Regions from separate parts of the Homo sapiens genome. Here region 1 is linked to region 2. A link is a loop called in an ENCODE intact Hi-C map of the cell type or tissue named here. Cell type or tissue: gastrocnemius medialis. All regions are shown on one strand. Links, peaks and the distances in the headings refer to the core of each region. The heading gives the core; the rest is flanking DNA.

Region 1 (8,324 bases), core at 2-8,001, 61 kb after region 2:
TTACCAAGAAGAAAATCAGCCTTATCTTATTTTAACATATACATTTCTTTGTTAAATTTGCTTCTTTCTACAATCTTAAGCTGGTTTTAGGAATGGGCAAATCAATTATTTTGCATTCAGTTGCTACTAAAAATCAATAGACAAAGAAAACATTTACCTAGCCAATTTTACTCACACAGACATAAAATTCCAAAGTTGGGGGAGTTTGTTGAAAATATTAAGGCATGAAAACTCTACTCCTAAATAGCACAGTGGTTAAGGGCCGAGCCATGGAGCCAGTGGCCTGGGTCATATCCTAGCTCCACGACTTTCTAGCTGCCTGGCCTGAGCCAAGTGGCCCAACTCTTGTTGGCCACTTTGTCTCATGTTCCCCATTTGTAGATGAGAACTCATCCTAGCACCTGCCTCTTGCATGAGCTCACAGCACGAAGCACTTTGGGCAGGGCTTCCCTGGCCTATGGGAAGTGCCTTATGAACAATGGCTATCCCCACCATGGATTCTCAGTCCACAGGACGGAAGCCAGGTATTTTTTAAAGTTTCTCAGAGGATTGCGAGGCACTCCAAAAAAGTCTCATCTCTTACGTTTACTTATTCTTGTGTAACTAACTACAAACCACCCAGAATTCTCAAATTACCAGGATTGTTTTAGTCTTCTATTTTGATGAGAAAATGTCAGGTGATAAGCTAAAAACTCATCAAGTTTTGAGGATATGTGTTCAGTTTGAGGAAGGAGATTCTGAATCTCACTACTTAAGGATGCAGGGATAGGGAAAACAGGAACCTTCCTAGGGCTTCTGGAGACATTAAGCGTTGCTCTGTATGGAGCCCAAAGCCCCCAGCGCCTAAGGGCTCTACCTTCAATATCTCCATTCAATGCCATAGAACAAACATTCCACATGCTGCTCAGAAAGCGGCAGTCACCAGAGAAAATGTCCCACAAACTGCATTACATCTTCCGAGATGAGGAAGCCAACTGGCGTACTGCAGGAAGGTTACCAAAAAGACCAAGAAGGGTTTACAACCTAACTCTGGGTTGAACCAAAGATCCAAGGAGCTGGAACCCATTATCCTCAACCACACTGGTCAAGGCTGTTACTAAATGTAATTTCTGCAAACCCAAGTGATATTGCTACACAAGGGCCCAGCAGCCCCGTGGCACTCACATTACTGCAGGAGGCAGGCCAGTGGATCTCGTTGTAGGGGCTGATGAGGGTGTGCTGTGTCTGCAGTGCATACGGGAAGGAGGTCACGTGAAGTGTCACAATGTTGGGGGCCTCCTTCACCTCCCTGCAGTTGAGCAATCGGTCCACCAATCCCACCGACGGGTCACTTTGAGAATAGAGGTTATGAACAGTGCTACTGAGGGAGGAGAAGACACAATCAGTGGAATTACTATATTGTTTTCTAATTTTGCAAGGTGAAGCAGTTGAATAAATTTATAACTAACCCCTGACTTTACCAACGACTAAAGATTATGGCTCTGCCCCTGACTAAGAATAGAGAAAATAAAAAAGGCTGGACTTCAGGTAGCTGTCAGGGGCTCTCCTGAGATTCGTTACTTAGGAAAAATGTGTCTGGCGTGGGACGGTAGTCAGAGAGGATTTCTTACAAGACACACACTCCTTCTATCCCAATCGGACAGTGATATGACCCTGGGGATGTTCCATGAATCATTTGTTCCTCTTTGGCCCCATCTGATTGTGTACTTATCTCCTTACACAGTCCTTCTGACCTTGAAATGATCCAGAAAAGATGTAAAAGAGTAAATTCTATAGTCAGTTTAAAAGGCAGCAGGAAAGGATTGGGAAGCATTTTGGACAAGGGGTCTAGGAGACAGGCCCAGCTCTGCACTTTTCCGTGGGACAAAGGCCTTTGCATTCTCTCCTGTAAGTTTAGGGGATTAAAAAAAAAAATCAGTGCTTAACCCTTTGGATGGCAGGAGGCCACTCTGAGAAACCTATTCCCAAAATGAATATTCACAATACAGCTCTTTCTATAATTTCGGAATGTTCCGATTTCCCCCAAGCCCACACATGGATTCTGGATTGTAAACCCTTTACGAGGTCCTTCATGTCCTGACCAGCCTAACTAGCTATCTGTGGATCTGCGACAATCAAAGGCTTTCTCCACGACCTGGCCCAGGAGCCCCCTCCTTCCTCATCTACATCAGTGGAAATGTCTGAAGGTACAACCCCTAGGCCAGTCTCACGGAGATGACCAATCCCGGTAAACCACCAGAAATCCTGCCAGGCGCTTGGCTTGGCCCATCTGAAATTCATCTGGGTTTATGTTCATTTTAACTGAGTGAGTCAAATCACCCCTTAAGAAGGGCAGGCATCAGCCGGGTGCGGTGGCTCACGCCTGTAATCCCAGCACTTTGGGAGGCCGAGGCGGGCGGATCACGAGGTCAGGAGATCGAGACCATCCTGGCTAACACGGTGAAACCCTGTCTCTACTAAAAATACAAAAAATTAGCCAGGTGTGGTGGCAGGCGCCTGTAGTCCCAGCTACTCAGGAGGCTGAGGCAGGAGAATGGTGTGAACCCGGGAGGCAGAGTTTGCAGTGAGCGGAGATCGTGCCACTGCACTCCAAGCCTGGGCGACAGAGAGAGACTCTGTCTCAAAAAAAAAAAAAAAAAATACAAAAACGAAATTAGCTGGGCGTGGAGACAGGTGCCTGTAGTCCCAGCTATTCAGGAGGGTGAAGTGGGAGAATGGCATGAACCCAGGAGGCTGAGCCTGCAGTGAGCCGAGATCGCACCACTGCACTCCAGCCTGGGCGACAGAGTGAGACTCCGTCTCAAAAAAAGGAAAAAAAAAAAAAAAAGAAGGGCAGGCATCAGTGGTGACCCACGGTACCAGAGCCCCCACGGAGCCTCTTTCAGGGAAGGGCTAAGCTGAGCTACTCCTGCTAGGACCCTCCGCACCCCACACCAGCATGGCTCCTTGTTGCTGAGTGGACTATGAAAGAAACACATCAGGCATCAGGCTGTGATTCGGGGTCTCAGCTCTGCCACTAACACCCTCCCACTCCACCCCACCCTGTGACTCTGGGAGACACGCTTCCCTTCTCCAGCCCTTAAATTCCACCATGGTAAATTTCAGAGGTCACACTGGATAATCCCTGAGATAACTTCCAGCTCAAGATTGTGGGAAACCTCCATGGCATCTGCTTAGAAACACCAAGCCCAAACATCATCCATCTTTTCAGGATTTGTACCCTCAGCCCCCGGGAACATCCACATACATCACTTCAAAGAAGGAAAATGTCAACTTGTCATATATCAAGTCAATCTAACCTCACAAGATCCCAGTGCGCATGGTCATGGATTAGGACAAAAAGTGTATGCGGGTTCTGGAAGGAGTTTTGCAGAAAAGCCTTAAATTTTGTCTGTGCCTCCGTGTCTAGCTTCAGAACATACTGTTCCACCCTCTGCTTCGTCATGTGCTCTTTCTTCAGACCAAGCTCCAGCAAAACCCCTGCAACACAAAGAACATACATCAGTAACTGCAAACATGCGCACTGGGTTTCATTCACTCAACAGACACCTGAGGAGCGACTCCTACACAGCAGGTCCTGAGCTAGACTCAGAGATGCAAGAGCAGGGAAAGGAAGGGAAAAAACTCCCACACAGGTTACAGCTGCATAACTGTCCTGCACAGGAGCTGGGGCGCAGGCAAGCCTTGGCTGTGTGTACAGCAGCCCTCCCGAGGGGCACCAGCTTCATGAAGCAGCTGATCCCAAGCATGGTAAGACAGAGGGAACCGAAAGGTCCTGCCAGCAGCAAAATCCCTCTCTCAGTCTGAATGCCACAGGGCGATACATGACACCACTAAAGAGTGAGTCCTTTCAGTGAAGACACCGGACATCTGTGTACTCTGTGGTTAAATATGATATCCTTGAAAGTACAAGGATATCAGTGACGCTAGATAGCAACATGTGGTTAGGTCACTAGCCTGAGTGGGACATGGTGAAAGTTCAAGTTTTGGCTCTACCTTCAACAGATCCTAAAATCTTGGGCAAGTCACTGTCTCTGAACATCAGTTTCACAATCTATAAAACAAGAGCAGCAATACTTGCCCTATTCACTCTATAGCAAAGAACAGTGTCAACACCCACACATGGATTTCGGCAGATCAAAGCTTCTCCACACGTGACTTCTCCCCAAAATGCCCCATACCTGAATGCCACACATGGAGCAGAGTCTGCTGGTAGGTCACTTCTGAGGGGGGAATGCAAATGAGAAAGTCCACCTTCTCAAAGGATCCCAGGTCCAGATTTTGGGTGCTGGAATCCGCAATGGAACACACATGGGAGAGGAGCTTCTGCGCTACTGCCAGCTGGAAGGGCCGGATGCTGTGTGGCTCCAGATTGTAACCTGGAACCAGAGCCCCAGGATGCCAGGTGAGCTCCAGGGCACACGGCTACTGCCAGGCCCTTGGCCAGAGAATCAGTGAGACCTGTCCAGGGGAGACGGCCCCATTCACAAAGCGATGAGGGAAAGGGGAATAACTCACGTTTATCAAGTCCCTGCTCTCAGCTAAGCAGTGGCGGGTGTGGGGGTAGCAATCATTTTATGCACCATCTTTCACTTAATAATAAAAATAAGAACCAAGCACTTGGGGAGCACAGTGGAGGCAGTGGTCTCTTCTGCTTAGAGGGGACAAGGAGCCTATCCCAGGGGAGGTGATGCTGAGACTGGACTCTGGAAGAGGACTGCAAACTCTCCAGAAAAGAAAACTAACACGACAGTCATTTAGGAACTCTGTATGAATAAAAAACATCAGCAACAGACTCAGAGGCAGGAAATTGGCATAGAAAAATCTATCACCTCAGAGACAGTGATGGATGTGCAATTCAAGATTAAATGAGATTGTCATAATTAAAGACTGAATTTTAAATTAGGTATCAGGTCTACTGTGACACTAAAAGATGTCCTGTCTTGTGGATGTGCCTCTGACATTGCTACCTCCAATCTGAGTCCTTGGATGCTGCCTCCCAGGCCAGACCGAGGCCCTCGCCAGTGCCCTCTCATCGCCCACCGAGCACACATGAGCCCTCTGTCCCCTCAGCACCCACTTAGCACACCTGTGCCCACTGCCCTCTCTCACGGTGCACACCTGTGCCCATTGGCGCCTCTCACTGCACACAGCTATGCCCACTGCCCCATGTCACTGAGCATATCTGTGCCCCTGCCCACTCTCACGGTGCACACCTGCGCCCCCGCCCCCTCTCACTGTACACACTGGTGCCCCCACCACTCTCACTGTACACACCGGTGCCCCCACCCCTCTCACTGTACACACCAGTGACCCTGCCCCCTTTCACTGTACACACCTGCAATCCTGCCCCCTGTCACTTTACACACCAGTGCCCCACCCCCCTCACTGTGTACACCTGCGCCCCCACCCCCTCTCACTGTACAAACCAGTGCCCTACCCTCTCTCACTGTACACACCTGTGCCCCACCCCCTCACTGTACACACCTGTGCCCCCACCTACTCTCACTGTATACACCTGCAGCCCCGCCCCCTCTTACTGTACACACCAGTGCCCCACCCCCGTCACTGTACACACTGGTGCCCCCACCCCTTCTCACTGTGCACACCTGTGCCCCCACCCCCTCACTGTGCACACCTGTGCCCCCACCCCCTCACTGTGCACACCTGTGCCCCACCCCCTCACTGTGCATACCTGTGCCCCCACCCCCCTCACTGTGCACACCTGCGTCCCTGCCACCTCTCACTGTACACACCTGTGCCCCGTCCCCCCTCACTATACACATCTGTGCCCCTGCCCCCTCACTGTGCACACTTGCGCCATGGCCCCTCTCACTGTGCACACCTGCGCCCACTGACCCTGCCCCTCATCACTACTTTGTACCCTCTCCACCCTGGGAGATTCCTTTTCACCACTCACTTGTGCACACCGGTGTCCCACTGACATCCAGGGATGCTGCTTTAGTGACAGAAGAGGCAGCGAGTGAGGAAGAAATATGGCCTTGATTTTCCTGGTGAAATTTGTCCAGCAAAATGTCAATGTCACCCTCTGCCCAAGACAGAATAAACAAATGGGTTTTTGATGTCAGTGAAATTCAGCAAACATCTACAGCGCAGTTAGTGTCAGGTACTGTCCCGAGGCCTGGAGTCATGAAGGTAAAGAGGAGGACATGGCCCGTCCTGTCAAGGGGTCTCAGCCTAGTCAGGATGAAGACACACTGCCAGAGTGAGCTCCCCCCACACAGACATAGCAGGTGCTAGGGCAGAAGGAAGAACAACATGGTAAAGGATGAAGGGGAAGGTCCCAAGCCCATCTGGAAAACGAAGGGTCTGAGAAGCTTTCTAGGGGGACATGAGATGAGTCTTGAGGGGTGGGTAGCTAGGCCAACAAGGGAGAAGGATGCTCACAGCCCAGAGCACGAGGGATGCGGAACTCTCCAGCAAAAAGGGGAGACAGGGAAGAGAGGCCACCAAGGCTGGAAAGGTGGAGAGGAACAGGCACAAGGGCCTTGTGTACCCCATGAAGAAGAACCCACAAGGTGCCCTCCACCTCTCAGGAGAACTCTACAGCTCAAGCAGGAAGAGATGGCCAGCCAGAACCCGCAGCTGTCACTCAAGAAAAGAAAGGGACAGAAGTGCAAGTGCACAGAATGAGGGGCACTCTGCAGTGGAGGCCAGCCTTAGCAGGTCACAGGCAGGGTGAGGCAGAGATGACCTCCCCCGGCACTGATTACTGTCCTATTAACATACGCATGTGCACCTGTCTCACGACAAGCCTACCTGGACAGAGGGTGCTAAAGAAGGCCCCCAGCGAGTCTACCTTCCCCGTAACCAGCTCGTAATTGACTTCCTTCTGGTACTCCGCAGGAGTGAGAAGGCTCTCGGAAAGAATCCGGGCTTGGTATTTTCCTGGAAAGCAAACAGATTTCACAGTACCCATTGTATCTTCCCTGCTTACGGGCTGTGTAGCCCTAGACTAGTCCCTTAACCCTTCTAGACTTGACATTTCCCATCTGGAATCTGTGGCTAACAGCTGGATCTACCTCCCAGGCCTGCTGTCAGGTGACACAAGACAATGGTGCCTGACACATGGCAGAGGCTCAGGGTCTACTACTGCAAGTCCCACTCACATCAAGGTAAATAATTTATTTAAAAAAAAAAAAAAAGGCCAGGCACAGTGGCTCACACCTGCCATCCCAGCACTTTGGGAGGCCGAGGCAGGCAGATCACAAGGTCAGGAGATCGAGACCATCCTGGCTAACACGGTGAAACCCCGTCTCTACTAAAAATACAAAAAAATTAGCCGGGTGTGGTGGCGGGTGCCTTGTAGTCCCAGCCACTCAGGAGGCTGAGGCAGGAGAATGGTGTGAACCCAGGAGGCGGAGCTTGCAGTGAGCCTACAAAGTGTCACTACACTCCAGCCTGGGCGACAGAGCGAGACTCTGTCTCAAAAACAAACAAACAACAACAAAAAACACAGAATGGGTTTAAGATTAAAGAACGCTGGTCGGGCACGGTGGCTCTTGCCTGTAATCTCAGCACTGTGGGAGGCTGAGGTAGGTGGATCATCTGAGGTCAGGAGTTTGAGACCAGCCTGGCCAACATGGTGAAACCCCATCTCTACTAAAAATACAAAAATTACCTGGGCATGGTGGTGCACGCCTGTAGTCCCAGCTACTCAGGAGTCTGAGGCAAAAGAATTGCTTGAACTTGGGAGACGGAGGTTGCAGTGAGCTGAGACTGCACCACTGCATTCCAGCCTGGGCAACAGAGCAAGACTCCATCTCAAAAAAAAAAGAAAAAAAATGCTAAAAGACAATTCAGACACTATACTTAAAAAGTACATTAAATGCCAGGCACAGTGGCTCATGCCTGTAATCCCAGCACTTTGGGAGACTGAGGCGGGTGGACTGCTTGAGCCCAAGAGTTTGAGACCAGCCTGGGCAACATTGCAAAACCCTGTCTCTACCAAAGTACAAAACTGAGCTGGGTGTGGTGGTGCACACCTGTAGTAGTTCCAGCTACTCCGGATGGAGGCTGAGGCAACAGAATCACTTGAGCCCGGGAGCTCGATACTGCAATGAGCCAAGATCTCGCCACTGCACTTCAGCCGAGGTGACAAAGCAAGACCCTGTCTCAAAAAAAAAGTGCATTAAATTCTGCACTTTTAAAGTAAATTTTACAAGGTACAAAAAATTCTGGCTGAAAATGCACAACACTTGTGAAGATTTAAGCAGGCCAGGAAAGCTCACGTGTTTGGTGTCTGCCTCCCCCACCTAAAAGAACACTCCAGGCAAGTAGAGACTGCTCTGCTCCCTGTGGGC
Region 2 (8,324 bases), core at 89-8,088:
ACAAATTGTAAAGCACTGCTCATGATTTTCTAGCTTCCACCATTGCTTTTAAGAAGTGAATGTCATTCTGGTTTTCCATCCTATCTATGTGACCTGTTTTATCTGTCTGGAAGCTTTCAAGATCTTCTCTTTATACCTAAGATGCTAAATGTCATAAGAATGAGACTTGCTATGAGTCTATTTCCATCGATTCTTCTGGGCACCCGGGCAGCCTTTCAGTCTAGAAGCTCAGATTCCTCAACTTTGGGAAAATTTTCTTGAATGCATTTTTTTTTTGAGACGGAGTCTCGCTCTGTTGCCCAGGCTGGAGTGCAGTGGCATGATCTCGGCTCACTGCAAGCTCCGCCTCCTGGGTTCACACCATTCTCCTGGCTCAGCCTCCCGAGTAGCTGGGACTACAGGCGCCCGCTACCACGCCCAGCTAATTTTTTGTATTTTTAGTAGAGACAGGGTTTCACCATGTTAGCCAGGATGGTCTCGATCTCCTGACCTCGTGATCCGCCCGCCTCGGCCTCCCAAAGTGCTGGGATTACAGGCGTGAGTCACCGTGCCCGGCTTGAATGCATTTTTAAATAAAATTTCCTCCCCTCTGTTTTCTCTATTTTTTTTCTTCCTGGAACCCCTATTATGAACATCCTATACTAATCCGAAATTTTATTTTCTCTCTCCTCACTTTTTGAGAACTTTCTCAACCTTATCTTCTAACCCTTCTGCCGCTCCTTCTGCTGATGCAGATTCCGGGTCTGGGGCACAGCCAGATGGCGAGGGCCGCAGGGCCCTGGCGCTGCCCCATAGCCCTTGGCATTACCTCCACAGGTGAATGTGCTGGTGTCCTTCGTGCTCCCCTTGGCACTAACTGCTTTCCTGAATGGGGTCACAGTGAGCCACCTGCTGGCCCTCTGCTCCCAAGTGCCGTCCACTTCTACCCCGGGCAGCTCCACCCCCAGCCGCCTGGAGCTGCTGAGTGAGGAGGGTCTCCTCAGCTTCATCGTATGGAAGAAGACCTTTATCCAGGGAGGCCAGGTCAGCCTGGTGAGACATAAAGACGTGCGCCGGATCCGCAGCCTCCAGCGCAGCGTCCAGGTTCTCAGTTAAGTCCTCTGTAACATCACCCCAGAAGAAAGGGGCCTAAGTTCCAGGGCTGCCTCCACCAATCCCTGGCCGGGTGACCTCAGCAAGTCACTACCTCTCTCAAGGCTTCCTTTACCCTATGCCCCAGGGGAACTGTATAACCAACAGACTTCCTGTAGGGTTCGGTGCTATAATTAAAGGAAAGAATAGGAATTCTGTACATGAAGCCTCTGATCTGCTCCAGGGAATAGCACACACAGGCAAACAGAGACCTGACCACTTTTCAGTGAGTCTGGCGGTGTGGATGAACATGAGGAGCAGTTATGGTTAAAGACTGCGGCTGCAAATTGTGGACTCTCAGATGGGCTGGGTACCTAAATCCAGTCCCTTCAAACTCCATTTTCCCTCCTACAACACTGATCTGTTTGCTTTCTTGTTTTGTAAGTCTCTGGGAAAATTTGGCCTTGTAAGAGAAACTCCAAAAGGCACAGGAGAGCAGAGGTCTCTCCAAGCACCCACCATAACCCAGGCACTAGCTAGGGTATGGAAGGATCAAGTACAAGACAGGCCCTCTGCTGTCATCAATGTCACAGTCTTGTGTATGGACAGAGATGCAAGAGCTAAGTGCAATGTGATGTGATAAGTAACACAAAGTCAGCACATGAAGGTGTCAGACTTCATTTTAGGGACGATGGTCAGTCATTGAAAAAGTTGATGTCCATAAGTGACGGGAGATTTGCTTTTGAGACCTATTGCGCTCAGCTCTTTGGAGAATGGGCTAAACGGTGCCTCTCAAACTTCAGTGTGTGTTAAGAATGATCTGGAGAGTTGTAAAATGCAAGCCGCGGGGCCCAAGATTCTGCACTTCTACCAGGCTTCTCACTGATGTTGACACTGCTGGTCCAGGGGCTACCCTGGGCTAGATGATGGCTTTGCCAGTCAGAGCAGAGTAGAAGCAGGAGAGGGAAGGGGTGGGAGGTTGGGAAACTCGTCATAGTCCAGTACAGAGGCGGTAAGAGTCTCTTAGGGAGGTAGCAGTGAGAGCAGGGAAAGCACAGAGGAGAGATGCTAAGAAGGAACTTTTCAATAGACTGGATATAGAAAGGAACAGAAAAATAGGAGTCTCTGGCTTATGGCTTGAGTGCCAGATGAATGGCAGTGCTGTAAATTAACCAGAGAAAGGACTAAAGGAGCAAGAGGCTTTCTAAGACAAGAAAGACACAAGTTCACTTTTTTTTTCTTTTTGAGATGGAGTCTTGCTCTGTCACCCAGGCTGGAGTGCAGTGGTGTGGTCTCAGCTCACTGCAACCTCCTCCTTCCAGGTTCAAGCAATTCTCCTGCTTCAGCCTCCCAGGTAGCTGGGATTACAGGCACCTGCCACCACACCTGGCTAATTTTTGTCCTGTTAGCCAGGCTGGTCTCAAACACCTGACCTCAACTGATCCACCTGCCTCGGCTTCCCAAAGTGCTGGGATTACAGGCATGAGCCACCGTGCCTGGCCCAAGAAAGACAGTTCTGTTGTATATGCAGATAGATAACCTGGTAGGGATATCTAGCCCTGGGTTGGGAGTATATTCTAGTGGCCAGGAGGAGGTCCTAGAAGCATGCTGTGTCCTGCTCATGGCCAGAGTGGACACTTATCCAGAGGACAGGATCACATGAGGTTTGAGAAGAGATTCAGGTCGGGATATATCAGATAACCTCAAAGCCTCCTTCCAACCCTTGACTCCAGGACCAAGTTAGAGGGAAATGCTGCTATCCCCTCGGGCATCAGCCTCCCTTTGCAATGGTGTAACTGAGAATGTGTTTGCTTTCTCCTGGCGCTGTCTCTCCCTTTCCAATGCTCTGCAGGAGCCATCGTGGTCATGTATGTCATCTGCTGGCTGCCGTACCATGCCCGCAGGCTCATGTACTGCTACGTACCTGATGACGCGTGGACTGAGTGAGTGTGGCAGAAGGACCCTAGCACACAGGGAGGGGGCCCAACTGGGCTAGGCCTGGGGTCTCCATTGCTCTCCAGAGGGACCCTCCATTGCTGGGTCCTCTGGAATCCTGGACCGCATTCCACCTGGTCCCGTGCAGTCTGTGCCTTGAAATCTCCCAGCCAGGGATGGGGAACAGAACATTGTATCTGACCTGGTAAGGCCGTGTGCGTAAGAGGCCTAGCCAAGACTGTGGGATTCTCACTACAGGAGAAAGAGAAGCCTCAGCCTGGGAAGAGGGAGCACGGGCCATGCTTCTGAGGCTTCCTCTCTCTCTCCTTCCTCTCCTATTCCAAGGAGAGTGTGAGGAAGACACAAAGGTGCGACCCCAGGAGCTAACAAAGGTCCCCTTGGCAGAGACCAAGACATGCACCCCCTTTTATGACATGGTTGGAGAAGATGAGAGAATTCATAATCTGCCTTTCAGAAATCACTGTGCCCCAATCATAAGTGGGAATCAAACATCCAAAAGAATCGAGGTCCCAGGAAGCCTCCACAGAAAGAGCCATGTGACAGATGCCTCCTCCTCAGGAGGCACCAGCACCCCTTACACTTGCACGGGCAACATGAGCTCGTGCCAAGCGCTTCCCACTGCAGAGAACCTGCAGCAAGGAGTGCGGCTCCTCAGACGGAACTTCGGCTCTTAGTGCAGCCACATCTCCTGACCACACGCAGCAGTCCGGGGCACCCGGGGCCTCAGTGGCTGGACAGATGGCCCCTGTCAGTCAGCAGTGTCACCTTACCATGAGGTGACCAGGAACCACAGCCAGGGATGGCAGATCATAGAGGCTGGGTGGAGGGCGTCAGCTGCTGGTGATGAAACATTTATGGAATTTACATTGTGCTTCCTGGCTGGGCACGGTGGCTCATGCCTGTAATCTCAGCACTTTGGGAGGCTAAGGCAGGTGGATCACCTGAGGTCAGCAGTTCAAGACCAGTCTGGCCAACATGGTGAAACCGCGTCTCTACTAAAAATACAAAAATTGGCTGGGCATGGTGGTGTGTGCCTGTAGTCCCAGCTATTCAGGACTGTAGGCAGGAGAATTGCTTGAGCTCAGAAGGCGGAGGTTGCAGTGAGCCATGCCATTGCACTCCAGCCTGGGAGACAGAGCAAGACTCCGTCTCAAAAACAAACAAACAAACAAAAACACTGTGCTTCCTGATAGCAGAAAATAGGCTTCGTCATGCAGCCCTCTGGAGGAGAGGCATTCTCCAGTAGGAAGTGGACACTGTGAGGAGGTGACAGGTCCTCTAACCAGGCTCCCGGGTTTCTCTTGCAGCCCACTGTACAATTTCTACCACTACTTCTACATGGTGACCAACACACTTTTCTACGTCAGCTCAGCTGTGACTCCTCTTCTCTACAACGCCGTGTCCTCCTCCTTCAGAAAACTCTTCCTGGAAGCCGTCAGCTCCCTGTGTGGAGAGCACCACCCCATGAAGCGGTTACCCCCGAAGCCCCAGAGTCCCACCCTAATGGATACAGCTTCAGGCTTTGGGGATCCCCCAGAAACCCGGACCTGAATGTAATGCAAGAATGAACAGAACAAGCAAAATGACCAGCTGCTTAGTCACCTGGCAAAGCAGGTGAGCAACCTCATCACTAATCATTCAAGCTTCGCAGCCAGGGCGACTTCTATCAACCCCTGCTCTGCTGAGAACCATCAAGCGCAGGGAAGCCACGTGACCCCTCCTAGCCTCAGGCTCCCTCGTCTGTGTAGTGGAGATAAAGAACAGCACCCATCTCTTAGTGTTGCCTGAGACTAAAGTGCTTAGCACAGAACCTGGTGCGTAGTAGATGCTCAATAAATTTTTGCTGGCACGATTTCTGTTGTTACTGTTGTTGCATGGCTATCATCATTGCTTTCCTGCTGTCCTGAAAGCCCACAACACTCTTCTGTAGTTTTATGCTCAGGTGTCCTATAAATTTCCTCAAATGACAAATCAGCAGTGCCCCAGAAGCTGACCAAATCGGTGCCTCACGTGAGCTGTAGTAAGATTCTCCATTCTCTCCCAGGCAGGGAGCAGCTGTTGACACTGACAGCAGCTTCTGCAGACTCTGGAAAGCCAGTGGGCTGCTGGCGTCCCCTCCTGCCTCTGGCCAAGCCAGACCATGTGGCTTGCCGGGAAACGGCCATGCACACTCTGCCACGAGGCACATGCAGCCCAGTTATGCTCTGGCCAGCGCAATGCTGGACAAGAGTTGAATCTTAATTCTCTTAATCAGCCTGCACTGCCCGCACAGGCCAGGCCCACTTTCTACCGCCAGCCTTGCACCTGGAGGCGGTAAGGCTGAGGCCAGGGGAGCAATGGTGCTTTTCCCTGAGTGCAGAGGACGCAGTGGCAAAAGACAGGGGAGGGTACCGGCCTGTGAGGGGAGGAGGAGAGAGATGGGTGCAGGACACAGCACCAAGGAGAGGTTCGTTTTGATGAATTGCGTCAACGCTTCCCTAGACTCTGTCCACCTCCTGACCCGTCCCCCACCCCCTACTCCCATGATGAACGCTACACACACTCATCACACACACATCACACAGGCACCCATCACACAAGTATCCACAGACTCATCACATGCAGACATACCACAAACACACGGCACATGCACTCTTGTCACACCTCACGTGCACACATGTCACATACACACTCATTACACCTACAGCACATATCAGATGCACCTCACACACACCACATGTAAACTCATCACATGCATACGTGTCATATGCACACACTCCTGGGCTGGTACACTGAGACGAGCCGGCAGTGGCTTCTGCACAACTCGGAGGTGACTGTTCTCCAGACCCCAGCCCCAAAACCCCTGAGAAGAGGCCAGAGGTGACGACCATACCCCCTTCACGGAGCCATCCCGGGCTAGGACCACCAAGGGCACCCACACGTGGGCCTCGTCGAGCGAGGACATGCCACCTGGAAAGGAGGAGCGACAGCAGCTCTGGCGTGGGGACCCCTAGAGAGGGCGGCTCTGACGGGCAGGCCACGGGCTCACTGTGTTCATGGAGGAAGAAGGAGCTTCAGACCCGCACCGGGAACGGTGAGGCCCAGCACGCCCGGCCCCGCAGCCGGTGATGGTGCAACCTCCGTTTAAGCCGCGGCTTCGGAGGCCCTGGGTCAAGGCTGTGGCTGCGGCTCCCCAGCCAACGCTCCAGAGAGGTCCAGGAAGCAGGAAAGGCAAGAAGCAGCTCCCAGTCCAAACGCAGATAAGACGGCGCGGGAAGCAGGCTTGGGCGAGGTCCGGGGCGTGGGCCGGAAGAGCCGGTTCCTCGACCTCATCACTGGGAGCAGGGGAACCCTGGGCAGGTTCAACTCCCTGAGTCTGTGTCTTCATCCGCGAAACTGGTGAAGGCAGAAAGTTCTTAAGCTATTTAAAAACAGTAATTCAGGTCAGCAAGAATGGATCTGAATTTGAAGCAATTTGTAATCTTCATTTATCTCTTTTGCTTGTGTGTGTGAGTGTGTGTGTGTGTGTGTGTGTGTGTCTACAGATATGTTAATGCACTTGATTTGGGGTATTCTCCCAAGACCCTGCTAAGGGTGTTACGTAATATATGGCATATATCCCATGTTACTTTTCTCAAACATGGAAGACCCAAATTGAAAAATACATCTGGCCCCAAGGGTTTCAGATAAGGGACTGTGGATCTGTAGTACCTAATAATAAGTTTATAATAATTAAATAAGATAAAGAATGTTAAGCTCCTACCACAGTGCCTGGCATATAGTAAATGCTCAATAAATGCTAGTTGTCATTATTGTCGTCATCTTCATCCTAGACCCCAAACTGGGTAAAACCTGGTAGTGTCCCTTCGAAAAGATTATATGAATGAGGGACACTTTTTCTGCTACATGTTACCAAAGTACAGTAAGCAGCAAGAGAAACAAAATGTAAAGAATAGACTGAGAAACATAGATGAGCTACTTTATATATTATCCAAAATTTTCATGCAAATCATTAGGCAAAACACCAGGACCCCAAAGGCCAAGAAACACACAAAAGGAAAATGCTCAGCCTCAATAGTTCCTGGAGAAATGGCAGCCCAAACAATAATACGTGACATTTTATGGGCAATGTATTAACAAAAAATGTCAATGACCAGAACAAATATTGGGTGACCTCAGTGTGCTCCTGTCTTAGAGGGAGAGGAAACTGAATAACCTTCTTGGAAAGCAAATTGGCAATATATTTTGAAAGCCATAAAGTGCTCAGAAACTTAGACCCTGTAATTCAACTCCTGGATATTTACTTTGATAAAATTTGCTAAAGAAGGAAAGGCCTCTCTGTGTGCACACAGAGTCATTGCAACATTCTTCATTTGGGCCTTTACGAGCAGGCACTGGTTCAACAACATAAATCTCTTACGCTGCCTAATCTTCACAGCAGTCACTACAGTCAAAACTGTTCTTACCATCACCACTTCACATATGGGGCAACGGAAGCAAAGACAAGCTAAGCAAGGTTCTTCTCCTGCTACTTGGTAACTCGAGGAGTAGAGCCCAGGCTTCGGAGTTGGGAGCCAGTGCTCAGCCTCTACATCATGCTGCTGCCCAGGAGCTGGATGGCAAAAGATGTCAACAGGCTGGATACCATGGCTTATGCCTGAAATCTCAGCACTTTGGGAGGATGAAGCAGGTGGATCACTTGAGGTCAGGAGTTTAAGACCAGCCTGCGCAACGTGGCGAGATCCTGCCTGTATAAAAAATACAAAAAATTAGCCAGGCGTGGTGGTGCACACCTGCAGTCCCAGCTACTCCGTAGGCTGAGGTGGGAGAATCACCTGAGCCTGGGAGGTTGAGGCTGCAGCAAGCTGTAATTGCACTGCTGCACTCCAGCCTGGGCAACAGAGTGAGATCCTATCTCAAAAAAGAAAGACGACAAGAGATTCGAGGACCAACATTATGGAGCTGAGTGAATCACAATGCCCTTGTTCAATCAAATCCCAATTATTAGGTCGTCCTTAACAAATATAAATTATAAAGTGTATTTAGCAATATAAGCATATTCTGATTATATGACTAGGAAAGAAAACAAGACAAATTATGATATTATGTACACATCACACAGATACAGAGAGAAGGTCAGAATGAAGCACTTAAAAATAAAAGTGGGGGCTTTGCTAAAGAGGTATGAGTGACCCCAGAACAGTACTAGTGGCTGTCCTCTTCATCACACCATCCAGGCACAATAATTGGGGGCACGCAGCAGACGCAGAAACGTATGGAGAAAAAAGAACCACTAAACCAGTTTTCTTTCATGTGTT

The links. Peaks named below come from ENCODE experiments on the same cell type or tissue, not always from the same donor. Only the 100,000 strongest peaks of a DNase experiment are listed, where the experiment ranks them.
Region 1: a loop joins it to region 2, with 6 times the contacts of the local background. A loop is called at or near these places in 4 of 110 quality-filtered maps.

The regions. Positions count from the first base shown.
Region 1 is chr2:11,593,836-11,602,159 of GRCh38, reverse strand. GREB1 (growth regulating estrogen receptor binding 1) reads right to left here. Exons shown (of 33, transcript NM_014668.4): 12 at 6,781-6,909; 13 at 5,921-6,049; 14 at 4,182-4,379; 15 at 3,300-3,480; 16 at 1,165-1,360. Among named protein-coding and RNA genes, the nearest start is that of MIR4429, 57 kb to the right of the region's middle. RefSeq lists a silencer at 3,346-3,550. In gastrocnemius medialis, for the core only: no CTCF peak of the experiment used is centred there; DNase peaks (open chromatin) are centred at 3,779 and 4,379; H3K4me3 peaks cover 394 bases; H3K27ac peaks cover 2,310 bases.
Region 2 is chr2:11,654,733-11,663,056 of GRCh38, reverse strand. It overlaps NTSR2 (neurotensin receptor 2), which reads left to right. Exons shown (of 4, transcript NM_012344.4): 2 at 817-1,090; 3 at 2,924-3,014; 4 at 4,335-4,879. The coding sequence ends at 4,578. Among named protein-coding and RNA genes, the nearest start is that of NTSR2, 11 kb to the left of the region's middle. RefSeq lists an enhancer at 5,697-6,650. In gastrocnemius medialis, for the core only: a CTCF peak has its summit at 3,730; a DNase peak (open chromatin) is centred at 3,856; H3K27ac peaks cover 1,663 bases.